Linked DNA regions of Homo sapiens: region 2 is linked to region 1. A link is an interaction called in ENCODE POLR2A ChIA-PET data of the cell type or tissue named here. Cell type or tissue: GM12878. All regions are shown on one strand. Links, peaks and the distances in the headings refer to the core of each region. The heading gives the core; the rest is flanking DNA.

Evidence for each region. ChIA-PET counts read pairs that join two places held together with the same protein. Peaks named below come from ENCODE experiments on the same cell type or tissue, not always from the same donor. Only the 100,000 strongest peaks of a DNase experiment are listed, where the experiment ranks them.
Region 2: POLR2A ChIA-PET joins it to region 1 with 10 read pairs; 2 of 35 experiments call an interaction of 5 or more read pairs at or near these places.

The regions. Positions count from the first base shown.
Region 1 is chr4:113,894,719-113,906,823 of GRCh38, reverse strand. It overlaps ARSJ (arylsulfatase family member J), which reads left to right. Exons shown (of 2, transcript NM_024590.4): 2 at 3,149-6,540. The coding sequence ends at 4,550. Among named protein-coding and RNA genes, the nearest start is that of ARSJ, 79 kb to the left of the region's middle. In GM12878, for the core only: no CTCF peak of the experiment used is centred there; a DNase peak (open chromatin) is centred at 7,213; H3K27ac peaks cover 1,341 bases.
Region 2 is chr4:113,801,767-113,813,871 of GRCh38, reverse strand. No RefSeq gene overlaps it. Among named protein-coding and RNA genes, the nearest start is that of CAMK2D, 46 kb to the right of the region's middle. In GM12878, for the core only: no CTCF peak of the experiment used is centred there; no DNase peak of the experiment used is centred there.

The DNA.
Region 1 (12,105 bases), core at 6,196-8,695:
ATATACCTTCCTTACTAGACTCTGCTCCCTTCCAATGCTTGCAGCAACCCAATATGTATTATTATCCCTATTTTACAGATGAGGAAACTGAGGATCAGAGGGATTAAGTACTTCCCAAAACCATACAGGTAATAAGCAGTGGAGCAAATTCAAACCCAGGTCTGTTTGATTCCAAAACCTACACCCTTAACCCACACCCCAAATTACCTGAAACTTCCTCCTATTCCACCATAGAGGCTGGAACTCATTTAAGCAGGAGCTGCTCTGAAAACCTCTTCCCTGTTATAAGCTGCTGTCAAACTTTTATGTTGCTGGTTTTAAATTTTCCAATTTAAAAACCATTCTACTTTCTAGAGAAGACAGAAACCTCATAGTTGATTAGTAGCTCTGAACTCCTATTTATCTGCAGACGCTACACCATTTTCTGAAAGCAGCAAACCTCTTCTTACTTTCTTTTTTTTCTGCAAACGTTTCCTGTATTTTATGTTTTTCATAAGCCTCTTTTCCTGTTGCCTTTGCCAATAGGTGAGAAAATGACCAATTTAGTTAGAAATGCTTAACTGGTTTACCATTTGATGAATTAAATAGACATTCCAGTCAAATCAATTTTCTGCATAATTATTTTGTTAATAACTGATCCCCATAAATGATTCCCAAAATTTTTACCCGTATAGATGTTTCCCTTTTTAATTTCCTCCAAGTTTCCATTAATGGGTATTTACTAATTTGTCATGTACTTGTGTGAAAAATTAGTTTTTTTTCTAATTTTAGAAAACATTCACTTGTGTCTAAAACATTCACTTGTTAAAAAATTAGTTTTTTCACAATTGAATGTTTTGGATCCTGGACTGGACCAAAAATTATCAAGAACAGGCCAGGTGCAGTGGCAGTACTTTGGGAGGCCAGGGCAGGTGAATCACCTGAGGTCAGAAGTTCGAAATCAGCCTGGCCAACACAGTGAAACGCTATCTCTACTAAAAATACAAAAATTAGCCAGGCTTGGTGGTATGCACCTGTAATTCCAGCTACTCGGGTGGCTGAGGCAGGAGAATCATTTGAACCCGGGAGGCAGAGGTTGCAGTGGGCCAAGATCGTGCCACTGCACTCCAGCCTGGGTGATAGAGCGAGACTGTCTAAAAAAAAAAAAAAAAAAAAAAAAAAAATTATCAAGAACAGTAACAATGCCTTCTAAACTTGGTACTTATGATGTTTATGAAAAGATTATTTCTTTAGGAATTTCTTACATTTTAAATTACCACAATCATGACTATTGCAAAACTGACAGCTAAATGATCAGTGGAGTAAACAGGGTCCATGTGAATGCTGCTTTGCAATAGTGATCAGATATCACTCCAGTGCCCACAGAAACATCAGTGTGTGTTGCAATTAACACTTCAAAAAGCTCATAGTTTCATCATGCTATCATTAAAACATTAAAAATAAATTGAACTATTCATCCAAGGCATGTATAACATGTTGGCCTTTCAGGTTAAATCACTGTGAAAAAAGCTGCTTTTGACCTCAATATTTTTTTTGTAATTTGATTCCAAGATTATTTACATATTTACCCTAACAATTTTCTGCAACCTTAATTTTATTTTCATTTTTATATTTTCTATTTTAAAAGTGTTTTTCAACTTATAACTATAGAATCAATTTTTAAATGTCAGAAACTAACTAGTATATCATGGCCCAAGTGAAAATTCATACACTTGTGTAATAATAACCCCTTCTTGGAAAACGCCCTTGGCAAATACCACTGGAAAGAGAAAAATGCAAGAAATTAACATTCACTTAATTTTTAACATATTAGAAAGTGTTATGCTTTCTTAGACTATTTTATAAGTGATTATAGTTTTTTAAAAAGAGACACTGTGGGAAACATACATAAGGACTTATTACCTGTTGTTTTTGGAAAAATATAATTTGTAGCACTAGCTAAAACATTTATTCTAAAATGATTTTTAAACAATAATGTATTGTGTAGTCAGAAACCTCTATCTCGTTTCAGAGATCTAACAGATTAGAGATTAAGGGCCAGGCACTGTGGCTCACGCCTGCAATCCCAGCACTTTGGGAGGCCGAGGTGGGCGGATCACGAGGTCAGGAGATCGAGACCATCCTGGCTGCTACGGTGAAACCCCGTCTCTAATTTAAAAAAATACAAAAAAATTATCTGGGCGTGGTGGCAGGCGCCTGTAGTCCCAGCTACTCCGGAGGGTGAGGCAGGAGAATGGCGTGAACCCGGGAGGCGGAGCTTGCAGTGAGCCTAGATCACACCACTGCGCTCCAGCCTGGGCGACAGAGCGAGACTCCGTCTCAAAAAAAAGAATGAACTATTGTTTTACAATCAAACAGGAGATTTTTCTCTAATTTTTCCTTGTATTTTTAGTACTTAAGAGTTAGCTTGAAATAAATGATCTCAGGAAACTAGGAGCTAATGATTTAGAAGGCCCCTAGGTTAAAAGCAATAATAATAATAACACTCTGATTCCGTATATCTTTTCTCTTACCTTGTCAGTTTTCAGTCATGTAATTAAGAGATTAAAGTGTATTCAAATTAATTCCACTATAAGAACTTTAAAAGACTTTGAGGCTGGGCACAGTGGCTTCGCACCTGTAATCGCAGCACTTTGGGAGGCCAAGGCAGGTAGATCACTTGAGGTCAGGAGTTCGAGACTAGCCTGGCCAACATGGTGAAACCCTGTCTCTACTAAAAATACAAAAAAAAAAAAAATCTGGGCATGTTGGTGCATGCCTGTAATCCCAGCTACTGGGGAGGCTGAGGCAGGAGAATCGCTTGAACCTGGGAGGTGAAAGTTGCAGTGAGCCGAGATCACGCCACTGCACTCCACCCTGGGTGACGACTAAGACTCCGTCTCAAAAAGACTTTCGAGATAAGTGGCAAAATTTTACTTTCAAAAGTACTGGCTTAGATTGAAATGCATTTCAAATGTTAAATAGGAAGTTAATTAGAGTAAGACTTGTGAGTAAAGAGCAGAAATGCTGAATTGGTCATTTATCATTGGGGTCAATTATAATTTAACAATGATGCCCATAGAAACATTTTTTAATTTAGGGATCATTGTTTTATGTAGAATATCTCTTTTATCCTGCCCTGATAACAATTTTTTTCTCTTTTCTTAAGGTATCAGATACACACCGGACTTCAACATTCTATCATAAGACCTACCCAACCCAACTGTTTACCTCTGGACAATGCCACCCTACCTCAGAAACTGAAGGAGGTTGGATATTCAACGCATATGGTCGGAAAATGGCACTTGGGTTTTTACAGAAAAGAATGCATGCCCACCAGAAGAGGATTTGATACCTTTTTTGGTTCCCTTTTGGGAAGTGGGGATTACTATACACACTACAAATGTGACAGTCCTGGGATGTGTGGCTATGACTTGTATGAAAACGACAATGCTGCCTGGGACTATGACAATGGCATATACTCCACACAGATGTACACTCAGAGAGTACAGCAAATCTTAGCTTCCCATAACCCCACAAAGCCTATATTTTTATATATTGCCTATCAAGCTGTTCATTCACCACTGCAAGCTCCTGGCAGGTATTTCGAACACTACCGATCCATTATCAACATAAACAGGAGGAGATATGCTGCCATGCTTTCCTGCTTAGATGAAGCAATCAACAACGTGACATTGGCTCTAAAGACTTATGGTTTCTATAACAACAGCATTATCATTTACTCTTCAGATAATGGTGGCCAGCCTACGGCAGGAGGGAGTAACTGGCCTCTCAGAGGTAGCAAAGGAACATATTGGGAAGGAGGGATCCGGGCTGTAGGCTTTGTGCATAGCCCACTTCTGAAAAACAAGGGAACAGTGTGTAAGGAACTTGTGCACATCACTGACTGGTACCCCACTCTCATTTCACTGGCTGAAGGACAGATTGATGAGGACATTCAACTAGATGGCTATGATATCTGGGAGACCATAAGTGAGGGTCTTCGCTCACCCCGAGTAGATATTTTGCATAACATTGACCCCATATACACCAAGGCAAAAAATGGCTCCTGGGCAGCAGGCTATGGGATCTGGAACACTGCAATCCAGTCAGCCATCAGAGTGCAGCACTGGAAATTGCTTACAGGAAATCCTGGCTACAGCGACTGGGTCCCCCCTCAGTCTTTCAGCAACCTGGGACCGAACCGGTGGCACAATGAACGGATCACCTTGTCAACTGGCAAAAGTGTATGGCTTTTCAACATCACAGCCGACCCATATGAGAGGGTGGACCTATCTAACAGGTATCCAGGAATCGTGAAGAAGCTCCTACGGAGGCTCTCACAGTTCAACAAAACTGCAGTGCCGGTCAGGTATCCCCCCAAAGACCCCAGAAGTAACCCTAGGCTCAATGGAGGGGTCTGGGGACCATGGTATAAAGAGGAAACCAAGAAAAAGAAGCCAAGCAAAAATCAGGCTGAGAAAAAGCAAAAGAAAAGCAAAAAAAAGAAGAAGAAACAGCAGAAAGCAGTCTCAGGTTCAACTTGCCATTCAGGTGTTACTTGTGGATAAGCACAAATATTTCCTGTTTGGTTAAACTTTAATCAGTTCTTATCTTTCATCTGTTTCCTAGGTAAACCAGCAAATTTGGCTCGATAATATCGCTGGCCTAAGCGTCAGGCTTGTTTTCATGCTGTGCCACTCCAGAGACTTCTGCCACCTGGCCGCCACACTGAAAACTGTCCTGCTCAGTGCCAAGGTGCTACTCTTGCAAGCCACACTTAGAGAGAGTGGAGATGTTTATTTCTCTTGCTCCTTTAGAAAACGTGGTGAGTCCTGAGTTCCACTGCTGTGCTTCAGTCAACTGACCAAACACTGCTTTGAATTATAGGAGGAGAACAATAACCTACCATCCGCAAGCATGCTAATTTGATGGAAGTTACAGGGTATACCATCCGCAAGCATGCTAATTTGATGGAAGTTACAGGGTAGCATGATTAAAACTACCTTTGATAAATTACAGTCAAAGATTGTGTCACCTCAAAGGCCTTGAAGAATATATTTTCTTGGTGAATTTTTGTATGTCTGTCATATGACACTTGGGTTTTTTAATTAATTCTATTTTATATATATATATATGTTTCTTTTCCTGTGAAAAGCTGTTTTTCTCACATGTGAACAGCTTGCACCTCATTTTACCATGCGTGAGGGAATGGCAAATAAGAATGTTTGAGCACACTGCCCACAATGAATGTAACTATTTTCTAAACACTTTACTAGAAGAACATTTCAGTATAAAAAACCTAATTTATTTTTACAGAAAAATATTTTGTTGTTTTTATAAAAAGTTATGCAAATGACTTTATTTTATTTTTATTTCCTGCATACCATTAGAATAATTTTATTTCATTTCTTCAAATTACCAAGCACTGTAATACTATAAATTAATGTAATACTGTGTGAATTCAGACTATAAAAAACATCATTCAGAAAACTTTATAATCGTCATTGTTCAACCAAGATTTTGAATGTAATAAGATGAATATATTCCTTACAAATTACTTGGAAATTCAATGTTTGTGCAGAGTTGAGACAACTTTATTGTTTCTATCATAAACTATTTATGTATCTTAATTATTAAAATGATTTACTTTATGGCACTAGAAAATTTACTGTGGCTTTTCTGATCTAACTTCTAGCTAAAATTGTATCATTGGTCCTAAAAAATAAAAATCTTTACTAATAGGCAATTGAAGGAATGGTTTGCTAACAACCACAGTAATATAATATGATTTTACAGATAGATGCTTCCCCTTGGCTATGACATGGAGAAAGATTTTCCCATAATAATAACTAACATTTATATTAGGTTGGTGCAAAACTAGTTGCGGTTTTTCCCATTAAAAGTAATAAACTTACTCTTATACAAAGTGGACACTGTGGGGAGATACAGAGAAATGGAAGATACGGATCCTGCCTGGAGTAGGTAACCTTGCTTGGAAACCCCACATGCAAACGTCATGAGGAGAATTAAAGGAGTATTATCAGTAATGAAGTTTATCATGGGTCATCAATGAGCATAGATTGGTGTGGATCCTGTAGACCCTGGTGTTTTCTTTGAAGTGCCCTCTCCTAATGCAGAGGCCTTGAAGCTTACAGTATACACTTGAAAAGTCACAGATAGCTAGAATTATGATCTTTGAAGTTATAACTGTGATCTGAAAATGTGTGTGGTGGTATGACAGCATACCATTAAATACATTTACATCACAGCTCAAAGGACTGTGATATAATCCATTTATATCACAACTCAAAGGACTGTGATATAATCCATTTATATCACAGCTCACAGTTTCTGAAAATGTATAAAAGAATCTATAATCTAGTACTGAAATTACTAAATTGGGTAAGATGATTTAAATGATTTTAATTTTAACATTTTATTTCTAGAATATATGGCTCCATTTTATTTTATAGTGTAAAGTTGTATTTCCTAAAGTTTGTGTTTTGTCGACAGTATCTTTTAAATGAGTCTTAAAAATAAAGGCATATTGTTCATGTTTTTCTTTCCTGGTGGCACATAAATGACATGTCTTAAAATAGATGGCATCTTATACATTTTTTAAAAATAGACATCTTTACACTAAAAAAGAGTTCTGAAGAAAGTAAGTTTGGGAGATGCTGGGTTAAAGAACGTCAAAGGAGTCACTTTAATGCAGGTTTTTCTTTTAGAGGAGTTTTTAAAATCTTAGCTTGTATTGTAACCCTGACAGAAGGAAAATGTTATACAGTATTTCATAATTTCACCACAAAACTGCTGTCTGTGGCACAATGCACAGGACTAGGGTTCTGAGGAACTATACTGTTATTGGAAACATAGTGTAAACATAGAATCTTCTAGAAGTTCCTAGAAAGACAAAAAAAGAAGCAAAGAGGCAAATTAGGATTAAGAAATACCAGTAGGCATCACCTATTGTGATGTAATTCTAAGTTCTCTATAAATGATTATAATCTTCTCAGTGAAAATAATTTAGCCCACAGTGTTCTACTGGAAATGGCTTCATGGATGTTGATCACTGTTTTAGAGAGTACCTGCCACCTGCCCAGGGCTCTAGGCAGGATGTGGTTTACAAGAAGTCTCAGTGTCTTGCCCTCAAGAAATTAAAATATAATCTAATAGTCATGTATAAGTCATGAACAAAAATGTTTCTAAAAATGCTGGCAGCAAATCACTAGGGATTTCAAGATGGCCAGGAAGGAAAACACTGTGTCCTTGAGTTTTGTGCCCTAATCACTGATGCCATGTTAATATGAGGAATTCATTCTCAGGTGTTAGCTTCCTAAACTGTGATCTTCAGGATGTGTTTCTAGGCTGCCTGTGGTTCTTTCAAGTGTCAACTGCACCTCTTTTAAACCTCTGATCTTTCTTAGGGTTTCAAAAGAAACTCTCATTAGCTTTGTCAGAAAATAATTTTTGAATATGGCTATGTTTCTGGGTTGAGAAGGGATATAAAAACTTTTTTCCAATGAAAACATCAACAACAAAAATATTTGTAGTACCTTTCAGCCAGTGAAAACATCTACCTCAGGTCTGTCAAATTTCAAGTCTAACTAAAGAACTTGTTTCATCTGTTTTTACATACTCTTTCTTCCTTTTTTCTAAAAATTGAATGGATATTTTTGTTTTCTTGACCAGACCCCTTTTAAAATTCTTAAGAACAGAGGAACACTGTCATTGATAGTTGAATAATAATACTTTTTTGTACTTTCAACATTCCTCTCTGAGAATATACCATATTAGTGCGCACATCTCCACATTATTTCTTTATATTACTGAACAGTATTTTATTATATAGATATGCCATTTTTTATCTTTTCACATGTTAATGGACACTTGGGTTGTTTCCAGGTTTAAGCTAATATAACTAAAAATGCTATGTATTTTCAAGTGCAGGTGTTTCTTGATTTTCTAAGGCACATGAATTTTGCATCAGGATCAGCTTCCTAAGCATTTTATTCATACCATTTTTGAACATACAAATTGTGAATTTGTCAGTAGCAGAATGTGTGATGTTGGCAGGAAAAAATTTCCTTGCCAAAAGCAGCACAATTCCTCTATGGTAAACTAATAGCTAAATTGTTTCTTCATACAATGACTTCATAGAATTCATTCATTCATTCAACAAATACTTGCTGAATCTTACTCTCTCAGGCAATGTTCTAGGATCTTGGGATATATCAGTGTATGAAATGAATAAAAATTCTTACCCTTGGGCAGGTTATCTTCTAGCTGAGTGAAGCAGACAATAAATAATAAACATAACTAATTATAACATTATATACCATATAAAGTAGTGTGAAAAAAGAGTAGATCAGGATAAGGGGAGGATTCATTCTACACCAAGTTTATCCATCCATTCTTTCAGCATTTGTTAAGTGCCCCATGTAATGGTGTGCATCGGGATGTGATGGCAAGTGACATCACGCAGAGTCCTTGCCTTCGGGTAGTGCCCCTACGTTCAGGTGGTAGTGCACATTCTCCTAGAAGATGCAGCCATGAACCCAATAATCAAACACTTCATCTCCACCATCCTCCCACCATGGCTACCCCACTTTCCTGCTTGATCTTTCTCATTAGCATTTAATATCCTTCAGAGTTTACTCACAAGTTTTCCTTGTTGTCTGTTTCATTCCCCTAGAATATAAACTTCTTAAGAAAAGTGACTTCTGTAAGTTCTGTTTACATATGCATGGCCAGTATATAAAATGATGTCCTACTTATACTTAGCACTCAATGTTTTTGAGTGAATACATAAGATAATCACATTTATCCATATGTTCAACCACATTTGCCTAAGTTTCCACTTTCTATTTCTGGTACAGGGATTTCATTGTTGAAAAATAGAACTAATCATCCTTAATACCTTTAACAGCAATGATATGAAATGCAGAAATTTCTAACACTATAAAAAACTAACTCTAATAATGTATAGTTATAGCAACAGGGTGTTACAGCAAAAGTGAAGCAAAAATTACACAAAATTGAGAGCAAATTTTATCTATCATCTTTATTACATAACAGGATAGAACATGATTATTCTAACACTACTTGGAATATTACAGAATACATTAGCTTAAATGAGTTCCCAGAAAAAAATAGATGAGGGCTTAAATTGTCAATAATTTTTTGTACCAAATCGTGAAAGGAAAAAAATATAATTAGAAAATAAACCTCTATGTCTTCATAGAATTATAAAGCCAAATGGAATATACCTCACATCCTTGGGTATTTTATTACAAACCTCTCCAATTTGGCAGAGCAGAAATTCTGCTTTTTTTAAAGATATATTTTTCTTAAATATTTTACTAGTCATAGCATCTCTATGAATTTGGTTGATTCATTGGTTAAACATGGTATTATTTAAAGCACAGAACCTGAATGTTGCCTTTGGGGATTAGGTAGATTTGAACATATTTATCTAACTTTCAATTTCATATCTATGATTTGAAATTGCCTTATGCTCAAATTTACTGCAATCCTATAACATTTTTTGTCAGATGTTTTATGCAATATTAGATAAAATCAATCCCAATAATTGAAAAACAAACAAGAGAATAACAAAGTCTTATTAGAAATGTCTACCTATCCACTCTTTGTAGAAATTCTTCAGCCAATAATAAGTAGAGAGCATCTTATTGCATAATCAAAGAAAAGTAAAATTTGTCTTTCAGTATAAAAATCCAAAAATAATTTTTAATATCACTTCGGTCATATTAATCTCTCTAGAAACAATGCTTTAAGAATTAAAGTTCTTCAACTTTGAGAATTATGAACAGGGAATACCTTCAGCTGACCTTCTAAATCCTAAACAACTGTGAGAAAAAAACCTTTTTATAACCAAGGTTTTTAAAAAACTCTTGATTTAATTTAGTATCTGAAACCATATTTTTTATGTCATCATCACCAGAATTTCCAGAGGCTCCCTTTGGGCAAATAGCGTTAAGTCCTCAGTCAGAGAGTTATTCTGTCTCTAAGGCAAATCCCACTAAAACTTATCTACCTGTAGCTATTCTTAATTAAATAATCCCCTCTAGCACCTATGAGGTGGGGAATTACAAGCATAAAAAGTCCTGCAATTATTTCTACTATACAGTCAGACATAGTAGCAACAAAACAATACAGTGTTTTACTAAACTTTTTTTTTTCTTTTCTCCAAGTTTTGCTCTAAGTCCTAACAGTTAACATAGTGTTTCAGAGATTAAGGTCACAGCTGCTGAGGAATCCTGCTCTCTCCCAGCTGGGAGCAATGGCGGCTGCAGTGGCAGTGGAGACTAGGTGAGGCGGGTGGGTGGAGAGGTTTTTCCCCTTACCTTTTTATTTGGCCCCTTGCCTCTGCACTTCTCAGCATCCTGGCTGTGCTAGGGCTATTTCTTTCTGAACTCATATGCAACCATAACTCCGCATTTTACTTTCTTGGCACCCTTCTCCATACCTGAGTCCCACATCCGTTTCTGCCACAGAACTAGGCACATTATACCTATGTCCAACAGAGGTATCAGCAAGTGAATTCCTCCCTTCCAAAGTTCTCCCAGCATAAAGCGATGAGTGTGTAGAGCTATCTCCGCCTTCTGGTGACGAGAAGGCCTGAGCCCCACCCCAAAACCTTCAAGGAGCTGAGATCAGAGTGGAAGTGAGCGATCAGGAAGCCAACAAAGTGTTCCCACCTGAGTAAGTGAGATACCGCTCCCTTCAGGTCCAAGCAGTTTAGCAGCTGCAATGTCCAAAGCCTGCTTCAGCTTTGGGAACTAATTAATCCTTTCTCTTTCTGCCTAGAAGAGAGAGCAGTGAACAAGGTAACTTCTATTCGGGACCTATCCAAAGCCTACCTTGGGTATTTCTTCTCTTACATAGAAGAGTGAACAACATAGATTTCTCACATTCTCTACCCACCCACCCAAAGCCCAACGTTGAGAATTCCTAGATCCTTTCTTCTCTTGCTAGGAAGAGAGGGCAAAAACTAAAAGCCTTCTCTAAAACCTAAAACCATTTGGGCTGCTTGTTCCAACCTACCCCCAGCCTTCGACCAACAATTGTCTTCCAATCTTTTCCATCTGTCTGCTGTTGGCTCTTGCTGTCTTCTTTCAAATCCTGTTAGCCTGGGGGCCATCCTCTATGTCTTTCAGAAAACCACGTTTCAAACAGGATCTCATGCTTGTCAGTAAACTTGGTAAGTTTTTATGATCTGTATTTATTCCTTGTTATCCTGAATGCAAGCATGAAGTTTCTGGAACTCAGAGTCATCATTGTTCATTACAGCAATAACTGCAGCAGTGTCGCACAGGTGATGCAAGGAGAGCCACATGTTTAGGACTACATGTACAGGGGTCGCATCATAGGAGAGGAAACCTAAAATTATGAATCTGGAAATATATATATATAAAATGTCCTCCCTCTCCTCCCTTCCTAAGAAACATTTGCTCCCTGGTCTTTTACAATCCTTTGGACTGTAAATGAATGTTCTGAAGAAAAGAGAGGGGAAAGTACCCCAAAATGCAAGCTGTTGGCTCTGACAGAAGTTTTATTACTCTTTAAGAACAGATAATTCCCTATCTAACACCCTTTAACATCCAAGCTTGTCCTTTAACCCAGGTGCCAGTAACATTTGTCAGAAAGTCCTAACTATGCAGAAACATGAGAATATTCACTTTCTGACATAGATCAGTGGTTGCAGATGGAAGTTGGAGCATGTACTGACAGAAAACAGGAATGAGGGAAACTTCAGGGTGAAGGAGGTACCTTAAAACTGAATCGTAGGGATGATTGCATAACTGCATAATGTACTAAAAAAATCCCTGAACTGTATAGTTACAATGGGCAACTGTATGACATGTAAATTATTCCTCAGAAAAGCTGCTAAATGCAAGCCACTGGCTAGAATAATTATTCACAGTAAATATAGCAAAAAGTCTCCAGAATATATAATGAACTCCTACAAATCAATAAGAGAAAATAATGGAAAGGATCCTCACAATAGGTGATACACAAATGCACAATAAATATATGAAAATGTGCTCAAAATCATTAGGCATTAGAGAAATGTAAATTAAAATCGTAATGCTATGCCAC
Region 2 (12,105 bases), core at 3,893-6,392, 91 kb after region 1:
CACATCTTTTTTCTATAAAATTTGATGTAAAATTAGTTTATAATATGTATGAAAGTATGACTAAGATAATAACAAAGTAGAAACAGAGAATGGCTGTGGGGTAGATCATGAAGAAATCCTATCTAATCAAATCTTCAAGTTAGCATAAAGTCAGATTTTTATTTGTAATTTTAGCATCTACTGTACACAGAACTTGTATTATACATTGCAGAAGATAGAAGAGTAAATAAAATAAGTACTTCCTCTCAGAGAATCTTATAATATATCATTAATTAGCATAATAAAGTAACGAATCAAGGAGCAATGGAGACTAGGGCCTTCACATAGTCTAGATAACTTTATTCCATGATCATGATTATGATCATCGTCCTAGCTAACATAGACTTCTAAGGTAGCCATAACAAAATACCATATACTGAACAGCTTAAACAATGAGAATTTATTTCTCACAGTTCTAGAGGCTGGAAGGTCCAAGATCAAGGTGCCAGCAAGGTAGGTTTTATTCTAAGTCCTCTTCCCTTGGCTTGTAGGTCACAGTCATCTCCGCATGTGTTCACATAACCTCTTTGCATACACACAGAAATAGAGAAGGAACAAAACTTTCTGGTGTCTCCTTTTATAAGGGAACTAATCCCATCATGAGGGCCCTACCCCTGTGAACTTGTCTAACCCTAATTACCTCCCAAAGGCCCCGTCTCCAAATGCTGTAACTTTGGGGTTATGGAATCAACCTATGATTTGTGGGGAACACAAACATTCAGTCCATAACACAAACTGTGTATCACTTACTTTGCATGTCTTCTCTCATTTACTCTTCACAACGATTCAATAGGGTAGATGCTATTATAATTTTTATTTCTCTTTCGGAGATAAAGAAATAGGTTCAGGAGTTGGAGTTCCTTGTATAGAGTTCACACACCAGTAAATAATCATTCTAATATTCTCACAAAGGGTCTTTTGGTTGGCCGGTTGGTTGGTTGCTCGGGTGGATGATTGTTTTTCTTCAGCAAGTAATTTAAGTGTTAGAACTATGTATATTTTGAATGATACTTCAACTATCCCTTTCTCAACAAGAATGAATGTCTGGAGGGGCCCTATTTTTCTTCATATATAAAATGAAAGAAATGAAAAATCATATAATTTAATGGATATTAAATTGCAATAGCATATTGAGCATCATATGGACCAAAAGCACAAATTTACTCTGAATTTATTATTATTATCCAATTAGTATCAGAATCTTCTGAAATGTTCCAAAAATCAAAATGAAGATAATAATGCTGCCTATGCCCAATCCCTAATGTAAATTTGCTGTACAAAGGAAAATTTTTAATATTACATTTATTAGAAATCAAAATACTGAGTTAAAGAACATCGTCAGCCTAATCAGAGTTTGGGGTTGGGTAGGTTTTTTTTGTTGTTGTTATAGTTTTTTGTGTTTGTATAAAACTGTCCCCAGGAAGAATAGAAAGAAAATGATAGAGAACTAGAAAACATTAAGAGAAACCAATAATTTAAAGCACATCTTGCCACAACTCTTGTAACTAATCAAAGCAGGAAAAGCTCCCTGTTCTCTCTTGCTGCTTTGTGGGAATATTAATGTTCTGTCTGGTTTCTATGCAATTTTGCCATGCCTACTTGCCTACTTGAGCACATATCCATCCTTTAATTGACAGAGGAATATTTAAGCATTGAAAAAAAAGTAAGAAAACCCAGACCTGGAGCGACATGCTCATCCCTGGGAGAAACGGGATGTATTTTGTGAGAACTGATGTTTCAATTGCAGCATTGTTCAGACTTCAGTCAGTCTCATTCCAACAAGAGGCAGAAAATCAATGATTGAATGTTGTAACTTTTCACTTCAGAGCACAAGTTGTGTTTTTATTACTAGTGTACCAAAAGTCTTAATTTTTAAATGCTGACAAATTGTCTGCATCAATAGAACTACGATTCAACTTAATTTATAAATGTATATAACAGATAGGCTTCAATGTTCTAATGCTGCTTTCCACACAGTTTGTTAAATATAAAAGCATCTAGAAAGCATTGATCTTGTGGGATCTCCTCTGGCATTGTGATCTCTTCCTTGCTTACATGTAACACTTAAACAGTTTAGTGTTTGCTAATTGTTCCTGAAATATCACCAGCATTTATTCATATTTCTTGTATCATTGAGATGAAAGAAAGCAAACAGTCTATGACACCCTGTTTGCAAATAGCCTGGTCATAGTCTTCCTCTAGAAGGAACTATTGGTTCTTTTCTAAAAGGCATCATATGATTCATCATTTAGATTTCCTATGTTGAACTTTATTCTTGCTAGGTTTCCTCAAAAAAATGTCACAAGAAACTAGGAAGCAGAAGGTGTGAAAGGGAAGCTCAGAGAATTCTGTCATCATGAATACAGACTACTCTGCCATGGGATGATTTTCTAAATCAGATGGGTTTCTGAAGTTGGCAGAATGTTACCTAATCTTTAGTGAAACCACCTAAAGAGCTATGTTTGAGATGTTCCCTATTTTCAAGAACTTTGATATTCTTGTCATCTTATATCCAAAAGAAGTATAAAAGGAAATATAATGAATTGGTTCTTCAAAGAGACATTTTTAGATTTTATATAATAGAATAGGTAGAATAAAAAAGCATTTAAGGAGAAGTCCTGATTATATAACACTAAGTTGCTTTGCCAGCTATCTCCCTGAAATGCATTTTTCTAACACATTTGTTCCAAAACACTTTCCACACAATAAGTATTCATTTCAACCAATGTGGCGATGACTCTGTGGTTTATGTATGATGTAAGCATTCCAGAGTCCTTTCCAAAGTACTAATTTGACTCATAAAAACATTTTATTTTAAGTAGTTTTCAAAGAATAAAGGTTTGATTCTTGATTTTTGCTTCTAACAACTAGCATGTTTAAAATGTGTTCAAAACGCAACAATCAAATATTTTAACCTCTGAGGTTTTTTCTTCTTGCAAATTTCTTACTTAATTCAGATCACAAATAATAACATAATAAAGAAGTGTGTTAAAATATTGACCAAGGCAAAAGAGCCATCTTTTGTTAGACGAGGATAAAGAATTAAGCAATACTTTTTAAAGCTAATAAATAGTGCTTTTTATCTCTCAATTTTAAAAAGTATCCAGTTAAATGGCTTTGTTATTTAAATTAAGAAAAATGATGGCACACAAAAAGGGAAAAATGTCTTTAGTCGACAAAATGTTGGCTCATTTTGTTCATCAAGTTATTCCTTTCATGGCAATGAACAAAGGGAAATTTGGATTATTGAAGTGAGGGTTTTAAACAAACACACAGTGGAAAATGGGAGGATAAGGAATTTCTGACTCTCAATATTTGCTAACTTAAAATTTTAAATATAGGAAAACACTTCAACAATACTGACAGAGTTACCATCAACCGTGTATAATTTCTGCAAAATCATTCACCATCAAAATGCAATGCTTCTCCTAATGCTAGTATTCATTTCCAGAATGCAATTTGATTCAGAATATAATAATGCAAGAAAATAAATGATGAAGAAAGATACACACACACACACACACAAACACGCATACACACACACACACTCACACACACATACTCCTAAGGAGTGCAGTTCCTTGAAACAAGATTCCTGACAGTCAATACATTTCACATTATCCAATATCTCATAAATCTTCATCCAACTAATTCCTTCAATACTGAGAAGTAAAAAAATATATAGTAAAAAATGTTTGCACATTGTTGCAAATCATACTAAACATTTGCCAAAAAAAATCTGTAGGTCGGGAACTGCTGTTAATATCAAGATAATCACTACTAATGAGGTGATTATTCAGTGCCATTATAATGAGAACTGCTGTAATTTGGATATTATGCTTACCATTTCTCAAAACTATCAAAAGGTTTTCTGTTATGTATTACTCTAAAGGCAGAAAAGATCTTTTCTTTTTTCTCAAAAAAGAGTCACAAAGAATTATGTAAAAAAAATTTTTTAAAGGAATAAATTAGAATGTATTTTTAAACTTGGAATCTGTAACAATTATACCTAACAGTAGTAATTCGGACACTATGCTCTGAGTTCTGATTCATGTAATAATTTATTCTGACATATAATAGTTTTTCCTAAATTCACCCACCTTAAGACCTTTTTTCAAAGCACTTGAGTGAAAAAATATATATTCCCTGGAATGTTATGCTTCTTGGTGGCTTTCATAACTACTACTCTCTTTTCAAGGGAAACACGGGGAAAAATTGCATCTGCAAATTTGGTGTGGCAGATGAGACACTTTTGTGCCCAGGAAATGCCTCACTAAGATTATGCTAGTTTGGGGAATGGCCAAGTTTCTGATGGGGTGATGAGCATGGTGTACTTCCCCTAGGCGGGTACTCTGGTGATGTGACATTTCGCCATCAGCCCCACTTCAGAGCATGACCCGGAATGGAGAAAACTAGGGCTGTCCAGGCTTACAGTAAGCAGCATTCCTGTCTTTCAGCAGCAAGCTTTCTTCCTTCACTCTAACGCCTTTTTCTATTGCCCTTTTAAAGGGCAACACAGGAGGCAAAATGTTGCCATCATTGTTAGCTGGTAGCTATGAGAAAAGTTTTTTTTTAGTTTTTTTTTTTCTTTGAGAAGGGGTTTTTTTGTTTTTTTTTTTTGTTTTTTTTTTTTTGCTCTTTTGATTGGAGTTATTTAGGTCACGTCTAAATTGGATAATGGAAGCCAACATTTTGGTGATAAACTGTGGAGATACATATATATATATACATACACACATATAATTTTAAAAAAATTTTTTTACACAACCATCCTTAGAAAAACAGTTTAGTGAAGGCAAAAATTTTATCTCTACCTTTTTAGGGTTTTCAGCTGGGCCTGAGAATTAATTGACATAAGATAGATAACAGGAGAAAAGTATACACATTTACTGAGTATAAATTTTAGTTTTACATGACATGGAAGCCATCATGTGGAAATAAAGACCCAAAGAAGGAGTTAGAGTTGAATGCTTCTATATTGAATTGGACACTGAGTAGTAAATTACGAAAATGTGACAAGATGAAGGACTTGGGCTAGGGTAGTTAATGGTGAAAAGGGAACTAGGAAGATAAGGGTTAGTTTAACAAGGTTTGTTTGTACAGATTTTTCTCAACTCTGAGTCCCCATCTCTGCTAATGAGAATGTTATTTTCTTTCTAGAATGATGAGAATATCTTCTATATGGGAGTTCTGTCTCCTGCTTTTAGGGAAAAAAAAGGGGAGGTCAGAGTGACCTTCTTGTACTTGCTGTTTTTTAGGTGCCTTTAGCTCAAAATAATCCTCACGCCAAAGTGGCTTATTTTGGAGTGGCATATTATTACACACTTAAAAAAATCAATTTCATTTTATTTCCCTATATTTCAAAATCAAACAGATACTAGATGCACATATATATGAATACTGGTAAAATTATAAATGCAAGTAATATATTCAACTTAGACTATCACTTTAAATTGGCCTTTGGTTTAAGAAATAATTCAGATACATATAGTTCATTTAGTTTTTTAGCCATGTCCTTTTAAATTTGAAGTACTTTATGCTTTCTTCAAAATTAATAAATCCTATGAAAAAAGACAGAAGACCTTAAAGTCTCAGATAAATTTTAACTTAGAAATTTATGTATATGTGTCCAATTTCTTACATGATGAAATGAAATAAATGTGGAAGATATAATCATTAATGGCACATGTATGGCAGAACATAGAATCATTACAGTAAGAAATAATTTGCTATCTAAACTCTAAAACATATGTAGTCAGAGTTGAAATTTGCAATCCAGACATCACAAATAGTCTACAATTATCATTTTTAGCATCCTTGTATTTTTAGCTTTGGGTAAACTATAAACACATTTCAACTTCATGTTGCACTGCATGACAGTGGGCACATAAAGACATGATAACTTGCTGAACTCCTTCCTCAGAGAATATACTCCTATTCATGGCCCCTTTTTCTAGGTACCGTCCCATCCAACTATTCCTGGGCATCTCATACAGCCTTATTTCTGTCACTTACTCCACCACCCAGATCTCAGCTTTTATTCCAGTGTTGGACTCTGACTGAAGGGCATCCAGTCTATTGGCTGAGTGACACCAATCAGATTATCTCACAAGAATTTAAATGAGAGACAGAAATTGTGATTTGTCCGCAGAGCAGCCAATATCCTAAACCAAAGGAACAATTCCATCAACTTCCTTGCTGCAATCCTGGCTTCCAGCACATTTGTAGTAAGTTTCTGCTAGTTAATTTACTTTAACATGCTTTTAGTTAGAGATTTTTTAAAAAAATGAACATTGCATGTATCAAAGCTTATATTATACAAATTGCATGCAATAGTAGTCCTGAGTTTGCTACAGGGGAAAAATGGGTAACCTAAAATGATGCATCTCACTGAATATGCTATAACATGAGGGGAAAAGTTAGATACCAGAAATATTCACCAAATTTGAAAATGTGAAGATTTAGAGACTTAAATCAAAGAGAGGTAGAATCTAATTCTTATCCATAATGATAAATTAAGCTAGTAAAGAGTAGAAAAGCTGGTAAGGATGATGTAAATTTCCTCAAAAACCTTCTAGGGGGGGAAATACAAAAGAATACATTTTTTCACTTGTAAATATGTTGTATTGAGATTGAGTTAACAATTTTTGGGATCCTGCTCTGAAGTGAGTGCTTTTAGAGGTAAAAGTTTTAAAGAGAACAAAATTAAAGCTTAAAGAAGTGTGGTGACTTTCTCATCATCTCAAAGCTAGTAAGAATAGAACTGAGATTCATTTTCTATTTCCTGACTTCAGGTCCAATATTTCAATGTTCTTTCTATTTTTCTTACAGTGATCTAGAAAGCTGTGAGGCAGTGACAGACTATGTAATTTTTTTCCTTTTTGGTAGTAAAAACCTATTATCAGCTGTCACATAGCTTTATAGAGCAGATGAAAACATTTCTTTAAATGAGCCTAATACCCTTGTTTTATACTGAGAAAAATTAGATTTACAGATGTCAATTGATCTGTCCCTGTGGACACAGTTAGACAATGGTCAAGATTACAGGCCAAGTGTCAGACTTGTAGTCCACTACCTCCCATTCATCTAATTAACACAATACTAGTTATTGATGTTGACATGGACTTTTAATTCTTTTAAGACAGTGTGGATATAGGTGTCATACATCTGATTGATCACTTACTCTAATGCATTAGGTATAATCACAGTAAATAAAACATATAGAAGATACACACTCCCTTCTTAATTATGTCACACATAAAAGAAATATTGACATTTGACAATAAAATGCAAATGAATTGACTGGCTCCTTTATTCTGTGCTTAACTAGACTTAAGATAGCTGCAACAGAGCAGGTTTTCATTGCTGCCATCTCAGACCCTATATCAGGAACAGAGTTGGGTCTGTCCTTATTCTTAGGATGCTCTCCAGATCCTAATAATTACATACATAGTCTTGTCATCTTTGTTCAGATAAAACGCCCTATGCAAATAGGAGTCTTAAATTGCTGGCCATTATATAGTTTTATTCTTCAGTTAAACCAGATTATAAATTTTCATATAGGAAGAGAGAGTTGTAGAGATGCTATAAAATCAGGTTCCTGAATTATAATTATCTGGTATTCTAATTTAAAATTTTTATTTTCTGAGATATTTAAAATGTAATGAAACATCACCAGCACCTAGTTTTTTGCCTATAAATTATTTTTTTATAATAACATCTTCTTATAATCACCTATTACTTCTGCACAAAAGATATTATACTGTTCTAGTCATTGTAATCATTTCCATGCCCCATCCATATATTTGCATTGGTAAATTTATTAAGAAGTTTGTTCTCAGAGCTCAGATCTATATAATTGTCAATAAAAGCTTGTGTAACCTAAAATTCATTTTATAATATTCACTCCATTTAATTTTTGGACCTTTAACATTTTAGATTTAAAAAATACATATCCAATTCCATTAATCAGACTTTTAAATATTTTTAAATAAGTGTTAATATTTTCAAATAAATATACAGCTCAATGAATTATCACAAAGTGTAAATAGCCATGTAACCACCATCAGGATCAAGAAATAGACCAACTCCAAAATCCCAGAATCCCCCTTTCCTCCTCGTCAAGGTGTATTGCTATCCTGATTTCCAACACCAGAGATTTATTCTTACCTCTTTTTGAGCTGTATAAATAAAATCATACAGAATATATTATTTTATGTCTGGCTTCTGCCACTCAGGATTATGTTTGTAGGGTAATGTGTTGTTTTGAGTAGCAGTAGTTTAATCTTTTTTCATTGCTGTAGCATATTTATTTTCCCATTTTACTTTGGTAGACATTTGAATTGTTTCCAGTTTTGGGCTATTAAAATTATACTGCTATGGACATCTTAATGTATTTATTTTGGTGCACATATGTTCCATTTCTGCTCGTTGTAAACCTAGGATTTCTGGGTCATTGGTAAACATGTGTTCACCATTAGTAAATAATGCCCAAAGAGTCTTCAAAAGTGATTTCACTAAAGTACAATCCTATGAGTTTACATTATTGCCAATTGATATGGTTTGGATTTGGGTCCCCACCCAAATCTCATGTTGAATTGTGAAACTTAATGTTGGAGGAGGGAACTAGTGGGAGATGACTGGATTATGGGGACAGATTTTTCCCTCACTGTTCTCATGATAGTGAGTTCTCACAAGATCTAGTTGTTTAAAAGTGTGTAGCACCTCCTCCTTCACTCTCTTTCTTCTGGCTGGGGCCATGTAAGATGTGCCAGCTTCACTTTCTGCCATGATTGTAAGTTTCCTGAGGCCTCCCCAGCCATGCTTTCTGTACAGCCCGTGGAACCGTGAGCCAATTAAACCTCTTTTCTTCATAAATTACCCAGTTTCAGGCATTTCTTTATAACAGTGTGAGAATGGACTAATAAGCCAATGCTTAAGATTGTCAGTCTAATTTTGTTTAATTTTAATCATTCTTTAGGTGTGTTGTTTTGATTTTTCTGATTACCAATGAGGTTAATCTACCTTTTTTATCTATTTATTTGCCACTAGGATATCGTCTTATGAAGTACCTGTTCATTTCCCCGGCCTATTTTTTTTATTGGCCTGTCTTTTCTTATTCATTTGTAAGAAGTTCATTACAGATTCTGGATACCTGTTTCCTGTCCGTTGTAAATGTTGTAAATATTGCCTCCACTTTGTCTTTTCACTTCCTAGTGGTGTCTTTTGATTAACAGAAGGTTTAAATTTTTTGTGGTCCAATTTAACCATCTTTCCATGGTGTTGCTTTAGAGAAATCTTTGCCGATCTCAAATTCAAATTCGTGAAATTTCTTCCTAAGCTTTCCTCTAAAAGATTATTGCATTAAAATTCACATTTAGATTACAAACTAATGTTTGTGTATGCTGTGATTCACTTTGTTTCATATGAATATCCAATTAACCCAGTACCATTTACTGAAAATGGTACCATAACCCAGTACCATTTTCTTCATTGCCCTGAAGCACTACCATCATTAAAAATCAAGTGACTATGTGTGTGTTGGTCTGTTTTTTAGACTTGTACCTTTGGTTTACTTGGCTAACCTTGCACCAATACCACATTGTAGGTTTATGATCTTCACATTAAATGTAAATCCTCCAAATTATTATCCTTCTTCCAGGTAATCTTGGCCATTCTGGGACCTTTTCATTTCCATGTAAATTTTATAACAGTTGATGATCAATTTGCACAAACATACACACACACTCAAAAAGCATTCAAATTAAGATTTGGAATGAATTGTATCAATTCGAACAATTTAATTGATTTGGAATCAATTTAATTGTTTTGCTATAAAACAATTTAAGAAGAATTAGCTTTTTTACAATATAGTCGTTGAAACTATGAGCATGGTATATCACTCCTCTTATGATTGTCCTCTTGAAGTTGGTAGTTTGCTGATCATAGGCATTTCATATTTCATGATAGGTGTTTGATTTCTTATGCCACTCTGAATAATGTTGTACTCTTATTTTCTAAATATTTGTTGCTGGAAATTTAAATTCATTTAATTTTTTAAATTTTTTGAACAAACAAAATTTATGTATTAATTTCTAGTATTTATGGGTAGGATTTATATGAAATATTTATCTACACAATCCTGTCATCCTTCTACATTTGCTTTTTTCTAATCTACAAATACAAATAGTACATTCATGTTTGGGATGACCTCTTAAAGTACAACCTAGCTCATTTTGAAAAAAAATCTTATTAATATTGATTCTTTGACTTGTTCCAGTGCTTCCTCAGATCATTTAAACTTATTTTTTTATTACCATAGGAGTGCAATGTATTGCAATGTAAATACTCTGGACTTTGAAATCAATAAGATAACAATTTTGACTCCAGTTCCTAAATGTACTACTCATTTTGCTTAAAAATGTTACTAAAACTCTGAGTATTTCTTCACGTATAACTGGGCACATGGTGAGCAACCTCTAAGATAACCCCCAGTGATCCCCACCTTCTGCTATTCATGACTTTGTGTAATACCCTTCTCTTGAGTGCAGGCTGGAATTAGTAACTCACTTCTAACTAACAGCATATGCAGAAATGATTGTTACTTTCAAGGTTATGTTAAAAAGAGACTGTAGCTTCCATCTTGATGCCCTGTGTTGCTGCCCATTCACTCATTCTGAGGAAAGCAGCCACTCTCTTATGAACTGCCCTATGGAGAAATTCATGTGGCTGTGAACTGAAGGAGGCTACCAGCCACCAGCCAGTGAGGAATTGAGACCTTAGTCCAAAAGCCTATGGAGGACTGAGTCCTGCCAACAGTCACACAAACGAACTTGAAATTGAATCTCCTCCAGTCAAGCCTTCAGATGAGAACACTGCCCTGTCTGCCATCTCGATTACAGTCTTGTTAAAGACTTTATGGCAGAGGCACCCAGGTAAGCCACCCATAGATGCCTAACACACAGAAACCAGGAAATAATAAATGTTTTGTTAAGATACTAAATGTCGGGACGATTTATTCCACAGTAATAAATTACTAATAATATACAGAGTATATCCACCACAGACTATATGACCCTCAACAAGCATTCAGCATTCAATATTTCTAGTTAGTTTATAAATGAACAATTTTTATTGATCTTGTACAATATATACAATTCAATTAAAAATGCTTCAAGTGACCAGGCATGGTGGCTCATGCCTGTAACCCCAGCACTTTGCAAGGTCAAGGCAGGAGGATTGCTAGAATCCAAGGGTTAAAGACTAGCCTGAGCAATATAGTGAGATCCTTTATCTCTCTATATATTTTTTAATGCTTAAGATAATTCGATAAGTAATATCTCTGACCTCCAGAAGTGCTGAAGTGATCCTCTTAACATCTATACTTTTAAATACTAGAGGAACTAGAAATACCTGAGATAGAAGGAATCTTATAAATTTTAAAAGAATGAACTGCTCTATCAGCTTTGGGTGACCACTCCAATCTCACTACTGGATTCATTTTGTTGTGGTGTATAACACAAGAAAATTTCCCCCAAAATTAGCAGTAAATGGACTGTTCTTTAAATTTCATTGCAAATTTTTCCTATCACAAATCAACTGTAGAATGCAAATCAATCATGACTTCAGTATAAAACCTGATTAGTAGTAACTATAAAGATAGAAACTCATAGTTTCTTCAGGCTGTCATTCTTTTTATACAACTTAATGTCATAGTTATTTTCCCATCAAACCATTGACTATTACATTTCAATTTAATTCCATTGGTATGACATACAGTTTGCAGTTTCTTTCCATCATATCTTCCCCCAAAGAATTGTGGTCTCATCATGCCTTTATATAGATTTTTTCCTTCCTTAAGCAATGTTTCTAAAATAGAATGGCTTTTTAACATTATTTATAAGTACCCACTTTTCTAAACTGTTTGAAGATATTTTTCATTTCTAATTAAATTTCTAGAATAACACTGACAAAAGATAGTATTTAATGTATGTAATTCATTCAAGAATTCTTTGGATGTTAGCAGGCATACAGTCCCTAAGAGCATAATATAAAGGTGATGAAAAA